5 separate regions of the Homo sapiens genome follow, and all the other regions are linked to region 4. The links are chromatin contacts, found by Hi-C or POLR2A ChIA-PET in ENCODE. All regions are on one chromosome and are shown on one strand. The core of a region is the stretch at or near the end of the contact, and the rest is flanking DNA. Distances in the headings are between cores, read along the strand shown.

Region 1 (3,332 bases), core at 271-2,770, 280 kb after region 4:
GCTTCACTCCAGTTCTTCTGAATCAAAATCTCTGAGGTGTGACCCCAAGATCTTTATTTTTTAAGCTCTCCAGGGGGTTCTGATGAGTAGGGTTCAGAACTTTTGTTCCCTTAACACCGGCATTCTACAAATGAATAAATTGAGGCCCTAAAAGGGTAGGATTTGCCTAACGACACACAGCTTGTAAGTACACACAGTAGGCTGGAACAACAATATCCTGACTCTCGTTTGGTGCTTTTACACCAATTCAAGCTGCTGTTTTTGGTAAGACTGTACTTATTTCTGCTCTGCTGCTCATGCTTTGCTGGGTACTTAGTATTCACTATCCTACAACTTATTCCCTCATCTGCAATCTGGGAATAATAATAGTGCCTGCCTCTTAAGAGTTGCTGCAAGGATTAAATAGTATAACATTCATTATATAATGCACTTAACACAGTGCCTGGCATATTGTGAGTACTCATTAGCCAGGTTATGTAATCCACTTTAAAAAGTATGCCTATTTTAACTGGAGAGGATTCACTGAACCACTCCAATTACAAAATGTACAAGAAACCCATGTTCAGCTTTGGAATCCAAAAAGACTTTAAACTCAGGGTTAAGTTTAAAGTCATAGTATCTAATGTCTTGCTTTTCTAGTCATTTACTTATGCCAAAAGTTAGTTCACGCCAAGGAGAAGGATGCCTCTGTGTAGTGAAACAATTTCACAATTACTGACTGAACTGACTGTTGCACACCACTATTTCTCCTAGGATGCCTCAGAACCATCTAGTAACTCCATCTCTGGGTGACGACAGGGAATCTGCATTTATAAAAGCCCGCTCCCCCTTCTCAGGCAAACCAAGATTTGATAACCACTAGTATGTTCAGAATCCACGACCACTGTAAATGGCCTCTCAAGTCTCTCCAGCAAAAAGCTATACTGCTCTGTAACCAGAAGAGCAGCGTCATCAGGTCCTGATGCAAACAACAGCTGGGCCCAGCTGGGCCCAGCTGGGCCGAGTAACCTTGATGATCACAGAGGACGGCCTGGACCCCCTCCCCTCCTAGGAAACACAAAATTATAAAAGCGCCCTCCTGCAATTCCCGTGGGAGACAGTGCTGCCTAGGCCGCTACGAGGAGCTAAGGCTGACTCAACAGCCTCCTTCCCAGGGGCAAGGCCAAAGGAAGGCGACCCTGCATGGCTAACCAGGCCCCAGCGCGGCGCCAGAAGGTTAACGACCCTCCCTGCCCCTTTCCTTATGAAGGCCAAGAGCCTCCACTACTCCGGGGGCCAGCTGACGGAAGTGCGTCACTCCACCCTGCGGGGAGTGCCGGGAGTTGTAGTCAAGTGGCTACTAATCTTCCACCCCGATTCATCTTTTCTAAAACAAGAAAAACACCTCTGCATCCTGAAAAAGATCGCTTTATGCCCAACATGTGTAATAGTTCCTCTATTTTCCAATCAACAAACTGAACTATCTCAGAGCTCAAGCGGAAGGCCGGACTACAAGTCCCGGCATGCTCCGCAGGGTCCCCGGGCGCCCGGCCACCGTCGTAGGTGCGGGCCGCATGAATGGAGCGCCGGGCGTAAGGCAAAGCCTGGCACCGTCTGCGCGGCCGCTATCTGCTCCCGGAGCGTGAGTGCGGGGTGTGGGGCGTGCGCGTGCGCGCTCAGAGGGGGCTCAAGGCGAGCGCGCCGGGCAGTTGCGGGCGCGTGGCTGCTGAGGTTGGCGGCGGTGCCGCGCGCCCGACGGGCCGGTGGTTGCGGGGCCTCCCGCCTCGACCCGGGCTGGGGGCAGCCGTGGCGGCCGCCGGGGACCGCAAGGGGCGGAGGAAAGGAGGGGGCCGGTCCCGGCACGCAGAGGAGCAGCCGACCATGCCCCGAGACAACATGGCCTCCTTGATCCAACGGATCGCCCGCCAGGCTTGCCTCACCTTCCGGGGCAGCGGGGGCGGCCGCGGCGCTTCCGATCGCGACGCGGCTTCTGGCCCGGAGGCGCCGATGCAGCCGGGCTTCCCCGAGAACCTGAGCAAGCTGAAGAGCCTCCTGACCCAGCTCCGCGCCGAGGACTTGAACATCGCCCCGCGCAAGGCCACACTGCAGCCGCTGCCGCCCAACCTGCCGCCAGTCACCTACATGCACATCTACGAGACGGACGGCTTCAGCCTGGGCGTGTTCCTGCTCAAGAGCGGCACGTCCATCCCGCTGCACGACCACCCGGGCATGCACGGCATGCTCAAGGTGCTGTACGGCACCGTGCGCATCAGCTGCATGGACAAGCTAGACGCGGGCGGCGGGCAACGGCCGCGGGCCTTGCCGCCCGAGCAGCAGTTCGAGCCGCCGCTGCAGCCCCGGGAGCGAGAAGCCGTGCGGCCGGGCGTGCTGCGTTCGCGGGCCGAGTACACCGAGGCCAGCGGCCCCTGCATCCTCACACCGCACCGGGACAACCTGCACCAGATCGACGCCGTGGAAGGGCCTGCCGCCTTCCTGGACATCCTGGCCCCGCCCTACGACCCGGACGATGGCCGGGACTGCCACTATTACCGGGTGCTGGAGCCGGTCAGGCCCAAGGAGGCCTCCAGCTCGGCCTGTGACCTGCCTCGAGAGGTGTGGCTCCTGGAGACCCCACAGGCCGATGACTTCTGGTGCGAGGGAGAACCCTATCCAGGTCCCAAGGTCTTCCCTTGAAGCCACTGGCGCCCAGGAGCGGTGGGCCGAAGACGTGCCCTACCCTACCACAAGGGCTGTGTCTCTACCCCCTAGCCTGGGCGTTGGATCTACTGGAATGAGCAGCAGCCGCTTCCTCGGCAGCCTTGGGAAGCACGGGCGACTGGACAGCAGCCGCCGGGCACGGTTATGGGGGCGGGGTGGGCGGGGAGGCTAGATTGTTTCCTGGTACTGTCACTGCCACTGGGGCTTTGATTTGGAGGAATGGGGCAGGGGACTATCTGAAGCGCTTCCATCCTAAAGCCATAATGAAAATATCTTCCTCTCTTCCCCATTCTATACAAAATACTAAGTGGTTTTCTTGCTCCCACTCCCTACCCCTTAGTTAAATAGGGTTTATTTTCCACTCATGCCCTTATGCCTTTTTTTCTTATAGTTTTTTAACTTATTGACTGTGCATGACCCAGTGGTTTGAATTGTTTTTAGTTCAAGTCATTGGTAAAAACTAGGTTTAAGGAGATGAGCTACTGTTTAAAGTGAGCTGGCCTGCCTAATTAATTCCTTGTGAAAACTAAATGATTTTTTCAGTTTGGGGATCATTCTCACAACATAACTATGCATGTAGAGGACAAGATTTATTTTCTTTCCTCCCTTTGCCCAGTAGCCACATCTGGTTTACT
Region 2 (3,396 bases), core at 134-2,633, 280 kb before region 4:
TCTGGGCTCAAGCAATCTGCCCTCCTTGGCCTCCCCAAGTGCTGGGATTACAGGCATGAGCCACCATGCCTGGCAACACTATACTACTGTTAACTATTGTACCTTTATAATATACTTACTAATTTGTTAGATATATTTCTTTTTTGAAAACACCTTACTCTTACTTGCTAATTTCTTTATATAAATTTTAGAACAAATTTTGTCAAAATTTCCCTTTCCCAAGTGTTTTATTAGTATTCCATTATCCAAATTAATTTGGGAACTGATAACTTTATAATATTCTATCTTTACACAGAATAGCATAATAATTTGTCTTTACATTTTTATTAAGGTTATTCTTGAATAATTAATATTTTTGTTTTTTGGAGGTTTTCTTGTAAAGGGTATCTTTTTGCTATTATATTTTCTAATTAGTTATTGTTGATTTTAAGATAAACTACCACTTTTTGTATATTTATCTTGAATCCAGCCACTTTTACTGAATTCTTTATTCATTCAAATAGTGTTGCAGTAAATTCTCTTAAGTTTTGTAAGTCTACAATCTATTACCTTTTTTTTTTTGAGACAGCGTCTTGCTCTACCACCCAGGCTGGAGTGCAATCGTGCGATCTCACTGCAACCTCCATCCTCCCCTACCACCCCTGCCCCCGGGGTTCAAGTGATTCTCCTGCCTCAGCCTCTGGAGTAGCTGGGTTTACGGGCATGCACCACCACACCCGGCTAATTTTTTGATTTTCAGTAGAGACAAGGGGTTCACCATGTAGGCCAGGTTGGTCTCGAACTCCTGACCTCAAGTGATCTGCCTGCTTTGGCCTCTCAGTGTGCTGGGATTACAGGCATGAGCCACTGTGCTGGGCCTACAATCTATTATCTTCAAACAGTATTCAATTTATCTATTTATTTACTTTTTAAATTTTATTATTATTATACTTTAAGTTTTAGGGTACATGTGCACGACGTGCAGGTTTGTTACATATGTATACATGTGCCATGCTGGTATGCTGCACCCATTAACTCATCATTTAGCATTAGATATATCTCCTAATGCTATCCCTCCCCCCTCCCCCCACCCCACAACAGTCCCCAGTGTGTGATGTTCCCCTTCCTGTGTCCATGTGTTCTCATTGCTCAATTCCCACCTATGAATTTATTTTCAATAGTTTCATCTTTTATTCTTATTATTTTAGCTAGAACTTCTAAAATTGTTAAATTATATTGGCATAACAGACATTGTAATTTTGTTTTTGATTTTTATGAGAATGCTTTATTGTTTTGTAATTATGACTTGGCTGATATCCTGCCAAAAAGTCCACTTCTTCTTGCTTGACCACAGCTGCTGACTCATTTCATTTCACAACTGTACTTATTCACAGCTGTTCTTGCTCTGTTAGGATTAACAGAGCATTAACTATTTACACTATCATGGGAGGGACATGGATCCTGACTTCCTTTGCTGTACACCCACAACCTGTGGGTCAGCCTTCTTCTATCCCATGCCGAAGAGAGGAGGGTAGATATCAGCTCCACAAGAGGAGAAGCTGGATACCGATTTTCCAGGTAGTCTTGTGCTCTTCAGATAGCAATGGATTTGTAACCCATCAACTCTATTTCTGAATTCAGCTTCCAATGATAGAACTTCCTTCCAGATTCTTGCAAATGGCTCAGTTTCAGTTTACAGTACTCTAACTTTTGTCTTGTTTTATGTCTTCATTGCCATTTTAATGGTAAACTGGGAGAGTCATAATAAGACAGCTGACTTGATGCTATCAAGTCCCAGAAGTCTGTCTATCATTTTCAAAAGTGAAAACTAAGGTACTTGGTGAACTGATTTGGTTTATTCATTAAATTAGTAGTCGGTGACTAAGCTAATTACCACAATATAATTACGGTAAATACTACATTTACATATGGTAAATATTTGATGTTCAGCAGAAATAATAAATTTGTGATTTAGTTTCATAAAGACCTGGCCAGGGAGTGATGTAGCTGGAAACAGAAAACCCAGGTATTTTCTGGCTATCAATGTAATCTCAAAACATTATGACACTTTGTTGCAAATATTCATCTTTACCAAAACAAAGGTCACATTTTCATCCCAATATCAAGAAAAAATGGATTTATAAAGGTGAATTCATTTTTTATTTTGTTTTTACAAACACATACAAGATATAATTAAGTCTAGGCAAAGATGAAAAGACATTACGTAAGTATCCGATTTTCTCAGAGTTTCCGTTCCTTAATTTAAAATTATCTTTTGGAAAGAAGAAACACATGCAGAAATAAGTTCAATTTTTACACTTGAGTAATTGTGGGCAGGAAATAGTTTTTTATTTTATTTTAAATACTTTTACTTGAGCCTCCTTCTAAATGTACAGTTATTTCTAATATTATGAATTGCTACAATCAATAAACTGTTATGAAATGACAATAGATGTTGACTATCATGGCATTTGAGTGTTTAACAGCAACTTAACATATGTCATTTATATACTGAGTGACACTATATTAGAAGCAAGAAATGAAGGATATGTTTAGTTTTTATAAAATCTCAAAGATCTATAGTAATTTATTCACAAAAAATTTATTGCACATAATGAACAATACCACATAAAAATACATGTTTGATAGCAAAAGAATACAAGGATAAAACATGTTTTGTTTTGTATTATAAAGATAAAAACAAATATAAATAACTATAAAACAAGCAACAAATTTTTACATATTCCAGTTATTTTCTGAAGAATATTTTGCTTAGCTGAATGCAATTCTTCAGATTTTGGCCATTTACGTACTTTGTAAAATGTAGGTCTACCGTCCTGTGTGATAATTTTGTTTATCCAGAAAAATATTACTAGAAACAGTTCCTTAGGTGACAGTACCTCAAATGTAGCAGCAGGCTCTCTAGTACAAGACTTTTAGCCAATAACCTAGTGATTACTTAAGGACCAATGGAGGTATATACTATTGTTTCAAAAATGTACTGATAAGAAAATATTTGTAAAAGTGCATTATCTGACTAGTGTACACACGAGTCAGCCATGTATTCATTTCAATCTGTGGCATCTCCAAGCCATTGTCTTTAGCTTCCTGAACACTTTGGAGAAACTGAGACTGCACAGCATAAGTGCCATCTAGTGGTGAAGGGTCTCCTAACTGCATTAGGAATTGAGAGAAAGGAAACATCCTTTCTAGTTGGAACGGTAACAGAGATTATATTATATATAGATAAACAAACAGATATTTAAGAGAATGTAGTTATTTCACAAGCTAATTGGGTGTCAGAAGCATGGGTTATGTTGCCAGGACAAGGAGAGAAATGTCTGCTAAAGGCGACAGCTTATGTTTAGGAGTAATAGAAGATATGACTAGAAAAAAAATTGGGTCAAAATGGAAGAC
Region 3 (3,461 bases), core at 353-2,852, 340 kb before region 4:
ATTAACTGGGGAGCATTTGAATGTTTTTTGCGCATGGAAGGTATACGACCTGACTTGTGTTTTCACAGGATCCTTCTGTCTGCTATCCTGAGTATAGACAGTAGAAAGCTATGTAGTAGTAGGGAGACCAGTTAGAAGGCTATTGTAATAATTCAGGCAACAGATGCTAGTGGCTTGAGTTAGGGTGGAAGCAATGGAGATGGTGATAAGTGGTTGGATTCTGGAGATATTTTTAACATATACTCAATAAGATTTGCTGGTGAATTAGATAGATGGTGTTTTGGATAGAGAGGAACCAAAGATGACTTAAAGGTTTTGACCTGAGCAACTGGAAGGATCGAGTTGGTGTTTACTAGATGAATAAAACTGTGAGAAGGTCAGAATTGGAACAGAATAGCAGAAGATCTTTTTAAAGTTTGAAATGACTACTATGCTTCCAAGTGCAGCAATTTAATAGGAGCTGCAACACACAAGTTAAGTCCTCACTTAACGTCATCAGTAGGTACTTGGAAACTTCAGCTTTAAGGAAACACACAATGGAACCAAATTACTGCAGGCTAATTGATATAAACAAGAGCTAAGTTCCTATGGCATATTTCTGGTCACAAAAACATCACCAAACTTCTAAAGAGTAAAACACTTCTAATATTAAACACTGAAATAAATGCGAACTATATATACTTTTAAGAAAGATTAATAAAAACAAGATAATTATTACCCAATTATTCCAGATGAGGGTTGAGGGTGGCCAGAGTCCACCCCAGCAGCTCAGGGTGCAAAGCGGAAGCCACCCTGGCCAGGACGCCATACCCTAGCAGGGGGCACCTCACACACACACCCACACAGGCTGGGACAATGTAGACACACCAATTCACCTGACATGCACATCTTTGGGATGTGGGAGGAAACCAGAATACCCAGAGAAAACCCACACAGACATGGGGAGAACATGGGAACTCCACACAGACAGGGGCCCCGGGCAGAAATCAATTTTTTTCCAATCAACAGTATAATGAAATGACACTGAATGGAATGATGTTATTTGAGGACCAACTGTCATTGCGTGTATGTATACATGTACACATTTTTATTTTACTTTTTATTAAGTCTTTATTATGTTATTATTTATTTATTTCAATAGGTTTTTGGGGGACCACATGGTGTTTGGTTACATGAGTAAGTTCTTTAGTGGTGATTTCTGAGATTTTGGTGCACCCATCACCCACATGCACACATTTCTAAATGCATAAAAAATTTTTGGAAATATACATTAAAAATTATTAACAGTGGTTACCTCTGGGTAATAGGAATCTTTGGAAACTGGCACTGGAATGTTAGAGGAGGAAGTAATATATGTTTTTGTTTTTTGATACCTTTCTGTATCATGTATGTACGTATATATGTATTACTATGTTCTATGTTACTTTTATGATTAAAAATTACTTAAAATTCTTGTGGTTGGTGAAATGAACCAAGTCACTGCAAACAGAAGTCTTACTAGGAAAGTCCACATTGGATCAGGGGTTTATAAGGTCCTTTCAAGCTCTGACATTGATTTCTGCAACTGGGTGTTAACTGGTAAGTCTCCCCGTCATTTCCTCCATAGGCTTCTGTGAAATTTGGTGTGTGAACAGCCTCTCTAATTCATCTGCTTCATCTTGAAAACAGTACCAAGAGCTCTCGGTGCTTAAATACCTCACAGGAAATTTGAGGTTGGATGAGATAAGGTGTTCAAATACTTTGAGTTACCACAAACACAGGTGCTCATGTAGGCACAATATTATGAGTCCTGGAATATTAACAGACCTAGTAAAAAGAAGCTGTTTCTGCCTTTTGATCACATAGGCATTTTGATACTCATGAACTCCATTTAGTCTGCGGTGGAATGAGTGTTTCTCCACAAACAGTATTAATTTTAGCATTTTTGTTCATGCCTTCTGTCAAACAAGATTTCTTCAGCCTTTGATTTTTATCAAGATTCACTTTATTCTTCAAAGCATTTAATTCAAGGTTCACTCCATCAGTGGGTGGATTAGTTGAGTAACTGAAATACCAGTGTTGAATGCCATAGTAGTTATAATATTTCTCTTCACAGGAGATATATTTACCAAAGTCATGTACTAATGAACAATGAAGTGACTGTCCAAATAGCAGACACCTGGTAAACACTGAATGGAAAATAAACATGGACAGCTCTACAAAATGTTTACTCAATGACTCTTAAATATTCTTCTAAGGTCACTATTATGTGTCAGGTGCCGTACTGGGTGCTAGGAATACAGGAAGGAGACGCGTTGTCTTTTCCCTCATGAAGCTTACATTCTACTAGAGAAATGTCACATTGTATTTTAAATTTTTCACACTGGTTCTAATGAAGTATTTGAGAAGCTATGTGAAGAGGAATTTGGAAGTTGCTGGCAGTTTCTGGAGATTATGTAGTTGATTACTATTATTCTGAAAAACAAAAAAAATCACCTTTAGTCACCCACAGAGGTAAAGAGAAAACCAGAAAGTCACCACCAATCAGAATCACAAAAGGCAGTCAGTGGAAAAGATTGCAAGTTTCAGGAAAAATGAGTTGTCTTAATATGTAAAAAAGCCTTTCTTAGAACTGGAACTTACAAGAAATGGGCTGAAAATTCTAAAAGCAAACAACCTTAAAGAATAATGTCAAACAGAGGCTGGATATTCATGAATATGATTGGTTGGGAGCATGGCTTCCGCCTACAGAAAGAGGTTGAAGTAGATTACCTCTGAGGAGCCTTCCTAGTCTAATTGAATAAGTACTGCAGTTATGAAATTATATTTTCTCTAGAGAACCCTTTCTCAACAACCAAATAACCCAAGTCGCTAATATTCTATTTATATTTTATAATTTCTTAACCAAGATCTCAAATAAGAACTAAGTAAAGAAAAAAACAGGCCTTGTTAGTTACTGAAGAGTAAATAGAAGTATAGTTTTCACTAGACAGTCTTGCCTGAAGCTCAATTAGAAATCTTACCATTCACTGGTAAAACATCTGCCAAAGTTAACAGGTAAACCACTAATTGGTAAGCGGTCACTCCAGGGCCCCTGCCATCATCACCATCCCCAACTCCCAGGAAATCTTGCAAAAAATTTTCCCATTGTTCTGCCTCCCTTTTCTAACTAATTTGCCAGCCAAATTTCTGTTTTCAGTACTAACTTTAGATGACTCTCCTCTCATGACAGCTTGACTTGTCACTCCTTATTTCTATAATCTATCAAAAATAGGACCTCCACAGTTAAAAAAAAAAAAACCCTCATAATTTGTATGGCAGATCCTCCAAGTTGACTGGTACTCAGGCACCAAGTCAGTCCCAAACTAAGGAATATTGATTGCATCAGTTCTTCCAGCTTTGATTCAAAGATTGCTTTTGGCAGGCTGGGCACGGTGGCTCAGGCCTGTAATCCCAGTGCTTTGGGTGGCCGAAGTGGGCAG
Region 4 (3,110 bases), core at 400-2,899:
ATTTCCTTCATCTTGACTTCAGATAACCTGATGACTATGTGCCTAGGCAATGATCTTTTTGTGATAAATTTCCCAGGTGTTTTTTTGAGCTTCTTGTATTTGGATGTCTAGGTCTCTGGCAAGGCTAGGAAAGTTTGCCTTGATTTTTCCCTCAAATATGTTTTCCAAACTTGTTAGATTTCTTCTTTCTAAGGAACACAAATTATTTTTAGGTTTAGTTACATAGTCCCAAACTTCTTGGAGGCTTTGTTCATTTTTTAAAAAATTCTATTTTCTTTGTCTTTGTTGGATTGGGTTAATTTGAAAACCTGTTTTTGAGCTCTGAAGTTCTTTCTTCTGCTTGTTCGATTCTGTTGCTGAGACTTCCCAGTGTATTTTGCATTTCTCTAAGTATGTCCTTCATTTCCAAAAATTGTGATTGTTTTCTATTTATGCTATTTCACCGAAGATTTTTCCCTTCTGTATTAGTCCATTTTCATACTGCTACGAAGAAATACCCAAGACTTGGTAATTTATAAAGAAAAAGAGGTTTTATGGACTCACAGTTCCACATGGCTGGGGAGGCCTCACAATCATGGCAGAAGGCAAAGGAAGAGCAAAGGCACATCTTACATGGCTGCAAGAAAGCATGTGCAGGGGAATTGCCCTTAATAAGACCATCAGATCTCATGAGACTTATTCACTATCATGAGAACAGCATGGGAAAAACTCTGCTCCCATGATTCAATTACCTCCCACTGTGTCCCTCCCATGACACATAGGGATTATGGGAGCTACAATTCAAGATGAGATTTGGGTGGGGACACAGCCAAACCATATCACCTTCATTTCCTGTATCATTGTTTTGGTTTCATTAAGTTGGACTTCATCTTTCTCTGGTGTCTCCTTAATTTGCTTAATAATCGACCTTCTGAATTTTTTTTCTGGCAATTCAGAGACTTCTTCTTGGTTTGGATCCATTGCTGGTGAGCTAGTGTGATCTTTTGGAGGTGTTAAAGAAACATGTTTTGTCATTTTACCAAAACTGTTTTTCTGATTCCTTCTCATTTGGACAGACTATGTCAGAGGGAAGATCTGGGACTCAAGAGCTGCTGTTCAGATTCTTTGTCCCAAGGGGTGCTCCCTTGATGTAGTGCTCTCCCCTTCCCCTAAGGATGTGGCTTCCTGAGAGCCAAACTGCAGTTATTTCTCTTCTGGATGTAGCCACTCAGTGGAGCTACTGGGTTCTGGGCTGGTACTGGGGAGTGTCTGACCAAAGTCCTGTGATGTGAACCATTTTCATGTCTACCATCTTCAGGTGTCTCAGTCTTGGATACCAGCACCTGTTTTGGTGGAGTTGGCAGGGGAGTGAAATGGATTCTGTGAGGGTCCTTAGTTGTAGTTTTGTCTATTGCACTAGTTTTGTATTTGTTGGCCTCCAGCCAGGAGGTGGCACTTTCAGGGGAGCATCAGTTGCCATAGTATAGGGAGGATCAAGGCAGTGGGTGGAGCCCTAGAGCTCCGAAGAGATTATGTCCTTTGTCTTTGGCTACAAGGGTGGGTAGAGAAAGACCATCAGGTCGGGGCAGGGTTAGGCCTGTCTGAGCTCAGGCTCTCCTTGGGTGGGGCTTGCTGCAGCTGCTGTGGGGTATGGGGATGTGGTTCTCAGGCCAGTGAAGTTATGTTCCCAGGGGGATTGTAGCTGCCTCTGATGTGTCATGCAGGTCACCAGGGAAGTCGGGGAAAGCTGGCAGTTACAGGCTTCACCTAGCTCCCATGCAGCCCAAGAGGCTGGTCTCACTCCCACCATGCCCCCACCAACAGCACTGAGTTTATTTCCAGGCAGCCAGTGAGCAGGGCTGAGAACTTGCCACAGGCTACTAGCCTTTTAGCTGAGAAAGCAAGCAGGGCTTTCAGGTCTTGTGCCTCCCTGCCTGCTGCGGCTTCTGTGCTGTGTATCCACTCCCGATTCACCTCCTCCCCCAGTTTCTATCGAGGAAATTTGTGTTCAGTTGAAATTGTTACAAAGTTCAGCTGGAAGTTTCTTTCTCCCTGTGGTCTTTTCCCAGTTCCTCTGGCAGCCCTTCCCAAGGATCTCTGTGAGACTAAGTCAGAAATGGCTTCCCTGGGGACCGAGAGAGCCCACAGGGCTCTTCCCACTACTTCTACCCTTGTATTTTGCTTAGCTCTCTAAATTTGTCTCAACTCTAGGTAAGATCAAATCCTTCTCCCATTATCTGGACCTTCAGTTTCCCCCGTGAAGGTGTGTGTTCAAGGGCAGACAATCCCCCTTTCACACTTTGGGCACTCACATTTTTTCAACCATCTTCTGGGGCCTGCAGGAGCAATCTGCTTCCTTCAAAGGGTCTGTGGATTCTCTAGGCTTTCCGGGTATGTTCCTGCAGTAGTTCTTGGAGTAAAAGTTTACAATGTGCATCTCCACAAGCTGCTCTGTCCATCTGAGTGGGAGCTGGAAGTTAGTCCTGCCTTCTATCCACCATTTTCCTGCTGTTCAAATAAATGCCTTTTCTTTATAAATTACCCGGTTTCAGGTATTTTGTTATAAGCAACAGAAAACAGACTAAGACAGACAGCTTTAACCATTACCAAGTTCTTCCTGCCATTAAGCTAAACTGATTCCTTGTAATGTCTTTCCTTTAGTTCTATTTGTGTCTGCTTGCTTATAATACATTTAGTGTTTCTTCTATTAAACAGTCCTTTAGCTATTTGAAGACAACTATGCTGTTTCCAGCCCTACTCTAGCCTCACTCCTAAACTTTCTCTTCTCTCGAATATTCAAAACCAGTTCCTCATACTGAACTTTAACAAAGATCAAGGTTCTGTTTGAGGCAGAAAAAAAAAAAAAAAGAACTGAAACAGTGACTCTTTTTTGTTTGACCACATCCTCTTGTTTATCTTGAAAATCAAGGTGGATAGACTATGAATGTGAGATGAAAAAAGCCAAAGAGGCTCTCTGTGTTACTATGATGACTACTCTGATCTGAGCCACTATTACTTCTTTCCTAGACTACTGCAATGTATTTCTAACTAATTACTAATTGCTATCTCTGACCTGTGTCCCTATCGTGAAGGTAAGAGTACTGACACACAGAGTCTCAATAGGTAATTTA
Region 5 (3,594 bases), core at 88-2,587, 480 kb before region 4:
GCCTCCCAACTAGCTAGGACTACAGGCACATGCCACCACACCCAACTAATTTTCGTAGAAACAGGGGTCTCATTACATTGCCCAAGCTGGTCTCAAGTTCCCGGTCAAGCAATATTCCCACCTCCCAAAGTGCTGGGATTACAGTCATGAGCCACCACCAGGGCTTCATCTTTTTAATGCCTTTATCTGAGAAAAAATAATTACTCTGAAGAGGAAACTGTCAGAACAATTGCCAAATAATGAAACTTTTGCAGTATTGTGTTTCCATATCTATTGTTCAAAATTCATCATCAGAGTTAGAACGTCGCGCAGGATCAAGTTGTGCTTGTCAATGGCCCAGTGTGTTTATATCTCATACAATGCAATTGCTTCTCAGGCATTTCTGTTGGGTGTGGAAGACTGATTTTGGGAAAACAGAATGAAAATAAACTTGAATATTTCCTAAATTCGTATGTGATCAGTGTTTTGTGAATTTGTAGAAAGATTCAAACAATTGAATAGAAATTTAATACCAATGGTCACTATATGAAATATAACTGTGGATTTGAAATAAAAATTTCAGGGACTTATTTATGAATTTTTAAATATTGGCTTTAAGTTAAAGCCAAAATGAGGTCTGAGAGCTTCTAGTTTTCTTTTGTTCCCCCACATATTTGAAAACTGAAATTCTGTAAGAGATTATCTGTGAAATGCCTTTCTTTCATTACACCCATAAATTTTAGGAGTGGCTTTGATCAAGCCTTCTGCCATTCTTGGTTTCTAAGTCTTTTACTCATACGTTAATAACTTTAAAAACATTCGTTCTATTTTTGTTGTAATGAAAGAGGAAGTTTCCAAATAGTTAAAAGGGAAACATTGAAAATAGAACACAGTAAATGATAACTAAATTAGGGTAGGTTACTCCTCCCCCCCGAAAGAGCAATGCTCCATGCTGAAACTTGCCAGGGTATTTTTTTTTTTTTTTTTTAGACGAAGTCTTGCTCTGTTGCCTGCCCAGGCTGGAGTGCAGTGGTGCGATCTTGGCTCACCACAACCACCGCCTCCCGGGTTCAAGAGATTCTCCTGCCTCAGCCTCCCGAGTAGCTGGGACTACAGGTGCACACCACCATGCCTGGCTAATTTTTGTATTTTTGGTAGAGACAGGGTTTCACTATGTTAACCAGGCTGGTCTCGAACTCCTGACCACGTGATCCACCCGCCTCAGCCTCCCAAAGTGCCCAGCCAGTATTTTAAGATTATTGTCTGAAAAGAAAATGTGCCAGAGAATTGATATCCTCAGAGGAAAAGCATTACAGAAATGCAGGGTATTATCAGTAACGCATACTATACATAGAACAATGTTTGTCTTCCCTAATACTGTGATCAGTGGAGTTTTGTTTTCTGGCTCGTGTTTAAAAGACACACGCAACTTGCAAATCGAATGAGTTAACGCTCCGCCGACTTCTCTAGACATTGACCTCGGGGGTCAAACTCTTAGGAAAATTGTGCTGGTTTTCCATTCCCCTGATTCCAGTCCCTACCAACAAGTAAATCCTATCTCTGAGTGGAAGCTCACAAAGAATTTCTCGAGAGAATATGTAGCTGTGTTGGCAACAAGTCTCTCTGCAAAATGGGAAGGAAGAGTTGTTAACTGATGAGTCAATCCAGCTTTTATAGCAGTTTATCTATCTTCGTGGTATTTCCAAGAGCATAAATGCTATTAAAAAAAAGAGACGGTCATGACAGGAAGAACACAGTAGAAAAAAACAGGAACATTTAAGCCAAAAGCAATTTACTTTGCCAGTAACTGGTTACATTTCCCTTTGTTTTATTATTATTATTGCAAGAGTTGGGGTTGACATAAAAGTTTCCCACACCTGCACTGCCCTGCCATGTAACTTGTGTGAACCCGTAGTGAAATAAATATATAAACAAATTGTCTGCAACTCAGCTTCTAGACCCTTTAAGAAAAACAAACTTGTTTTGCTATATTGTTGAGAAAATAGACTATAATTCATTAATATTTGAAGGAGTTTAAAAAGAAAAAACAAACATGGGTTAGCTGTCAGAGTAGCCTGGAGCTCTGGAGGTAGCTTGATTCTCTGAGGATTAACACCTATAGAAATAGCAGTGACTTCACAAAGGTGAATAGTTGTTAATTTCTTGGCACTGAGTAAGAGGAACAGATGGGCAGTCAGAGGGGAAAGATTTTTTTTTTAAACCACAGAGATCTTTCACTGATTAGGCAGAAGAGTCAGTGGCCCACTGGTTAAGGAGGGTAATATGTAGGGCTCTCTGACTAAGTTTTATTGGCCTTAGTGGGAGTCTTGCCACCTACTGCTGGGTCAAGACTAAAGGGGACCCCACTCGCTGTCAATTCTGTCGGACAGTGTTTCCTGTCTGGGGTGGGCTGCAGCACCCTCGTGCTATGTAGTACTTGAGTGTTTTCATTTGCGGAGAGCTCCCTGGTGACTGCCAGCCCAAGTTAGTATGAATACTTCATTTTGAGGCAATGTGTGTGTGTCTGTGTGTGTGTGTGTGTGTGTGTGTCTGTGTGTGTGTCTGTTAGAGATAAGTTGCTTAAAGCAGGGGCTCTGGATAAAGTCCAGTTGCCTGTGTTGAAATCCTTCTGCTGCCAGTAACCATTTGTATGGTCTGAGACAAGTAATTTCATCTCTGTCTCAGTTTCCTGGTCTGTAAGATGGGGATAAGGATCATGCCTTCCTCTTTGGCTTGCTGTGAGTTTTAGTGGAATTATTGTATGCAAAGCACTCAGAAGAGTGACTTGTACAGAGAAAGTGCTCAGAAATGGTTAGCTACTATTATTATTCACTTAGCTACTCTTATTATTCATGTATAATACTGAAAACATTCATGCAAAGAGCATTTACTGAACTCTGTGATAAGCCAGGCCAGTGAATCATATACACACGTAAAAGTAACAGTACGTCTATTGCTTTGCACTGTTTTTTTTCTAATAAAACTGACTGAAGCCAGATATGCTATCAGTAAGGGTACTGCTCTCTCCCTAGCAGAGCTTTTTCTTGGTAGAGATCAGTCTCACCTAAAGAACAAGAGCTGGTCTAATTCTGGAGTCTTAGGATTTAGGTTCTGTCAGTAAGTACATAGCACTGAGCTTTCAAGGAGAGGGCAGGTGTAGGTCCTTGCAGGGTGGCTGGAAGGAGGTGGGGCTGTCTCTTACATGAGTGAATTAAAGTCCGCAGACCCATCCCACTCCTGCCCACCAGCACACCATAATGCACCTGTTTTCACTCACTGACCTAGCAAATGACAGATTATGACTCTAGAGGGACAAAGATGTGGCCTGGGGACCAGAATTTTTGCTGTCCCCAAAGCCAGTCCTTCAATACCAAAACTTTACCTGGAGTCTTCTGAATCCAAAAGGTCTCTGATTCGATTGCAGAGGCACCTACCCAGTCCTTTGTGTTCCATTCCCCCCACCCCGTACTTTGAATATTTGTGCTCTTCAGGGTGTTTGTGCATTGCATGTGGGGACTAGATTATAGCCTTACTGAGATACCAAAGGCCTTTGGTTTCCTGTCTCCATTCCCAGTGCAAACTCAAGTCACCAGTTTATGTTTCCAGAGCATAAGC

The links. Hi-C counts contacts between places; a loop is a spot of excess contacts on that map. ChIA-PET counts read pairs that join two places held with the same protein, here RNA polymerase II (POLR2A). Pooled maps may share reads with other maps.
Region 1: a map of naive thymus-derived CD4-positive, alpha-beta T cell shows a loop between it and region 4 (2.6-fold over the local background). The contact joins the promoter of ADO here to the enhancer-like site in region 4. A Hi-C loop is called at or near these places in 7 of 168 maps with a recorded cell type or tissue (B cell, CD4-positive, alpha-beta T cell, CD4-positive, alpha-beta memory T cell and 2 more), 20 of 37 single-sample maps with no recorded cell type and 14 of 50 pooled maps. POLR2A ChIA-PET finds 5 or more read pairs at or near these places in 7 of 52 experiments (B cell, OCI-LY7, Panc1 and 4 more).
Region 2: a map of B cell shows a loop between it and region 4 (2.4-fold over the local background). The contact joins two enhancer-like sites. A Hi-C loop is called at or near these places in 1 of 168 maps with a recorded cell type or tissue (B cell), 3 of 37 single-sample maps with no recorded cell type and 9 of 50 pooled maps. POLR2A ChIA-PET finds 5 or more read pairs at or near these places in 1 of 52 experiments (OCI-LY7).
Region 3: a map of naive thymus-derived CD4-positive, alpha-beta T cell shows a loop between it and region 4 (13-fold over the local background). The contact joins two enhancer-like sites. A Hi-C loop is called at or near these places in 3 of 168 maps with a recorded cell type or tissue (CD8-positive, alpha-beta T cell, naive thymus-derived CD4-positive, alpha-beta T cell and ovary) and 11 of 50 pooled maps. POLR2A ChIA-PET finds 5 or more read pairs at or near these places in 1 of 52 experiments (activated CD4-positive, alpha-beta memory T cell).
Region 5: a pooled map shows a loop between it and region 4 (7-fold over the local background). The contact joins two enhancer-like sites. A Hi-C loop is called at or near these places in 1 of 168 maps with a recorded cell type or tissue (naive thymus-derived CD4-positive, alpha-beta T cell), 12 of 37 single-sample maps with no recorded cell type and 12 of 50 pooled maps. POLR2A ChIA-PET finds 5 or more read pairs at or near these places in 2 of 52 experiments (OCI-LY7 and activated CD4-positive, alpha-beta T cell).

Annotation. Positions count from the first base shown.
Region 1 is chr10:62,803,200-62,806,531 of GRCh38, forward strand. ADO (2-aminoethanethiol dioxygenase) reads left to right here and starts at 1,521. Exons shown (of 1, transcript NM_032804.6): 1 at 1,521-3,332. The coding sequence starts at 1,861. The coding sequence ends at 2,673. RefSeq lists enhancers at 1,276-1,535, 2,006-2,125 and a silencer at 1,576-1,825.
Region 2 is chr10:62,242,073-62,245,468 of GRCh38, forward strand. The region is part of intron 3 of RTKN2 (rhotekin 2); the gene reads right to left. Among named protein-coding and RNA genes, the nearest start is that of LINC02621, 15 kb to the right of the region's middle. Within about 2 kb of position 1,384, at least 12 of the 41 ENCODE cell types and tissues checked have a DNase peak (open chromatin) inside an H3K27ac peak, as active enhancers do; they include B cell and OCI-LY7, where a contact is called at or near this core.
Region 3 is chr10:62,181,934-62,185,394 of GRCh38, forward strand. It overlaps a transcript of RTKN2 not described here. Among named protein-coding and RNA genes, the nearest start is that of LINC02621, 76 kb to the right of the region's middle. Within about 2 kb of position 1,603, at least 5 of the 41 ENCODE cell types and tissues checked have a DNase peak (open chromatin) inside an H3K27ac peak, as active enhancers do.
Region 4 is chr10:62,525,807-62,528,916 of GRCh38, forward strand. No RefSeq gene overlaps it. Among named protein-coding and RNA genes, the nearest start is that of ZNF365, 150 kb to the left of the region's middle. RefSeq lists an enhancer at 1,525-1,744. Within about 2 kb of position 1,650, at least 5 of the 41 ENCODE cell types and tissues checked have a DNase peak (open chromatin) inside an H3K27ac peak, as active enhancers do; they include B cell and OCI-LY7, where a contact is called at or near this core.
Region 5 is chr10:62,044,499-62,048,092 of GRCh38, forward strand. The region is part of intron 4 of ARID5B (AT-rich interaction domain 5B); the gene reads left to right. Among named protein-coding and RNA genes, the nearest start is that of ARID5B, 140 kb to the left of the region's middle. RefSeq lists enhancers at 1,931-1,980, 2,111-2,250, 3,041-3,100. Within about 2 kb of position 1,338, at least 10 of the 41 ENCODE cell types and tissues checked have a DNase peak (open chromatin) inside an H3K27ac peak, as active enhancers do; they include OCI-LY7, where a contact is called at or near this core.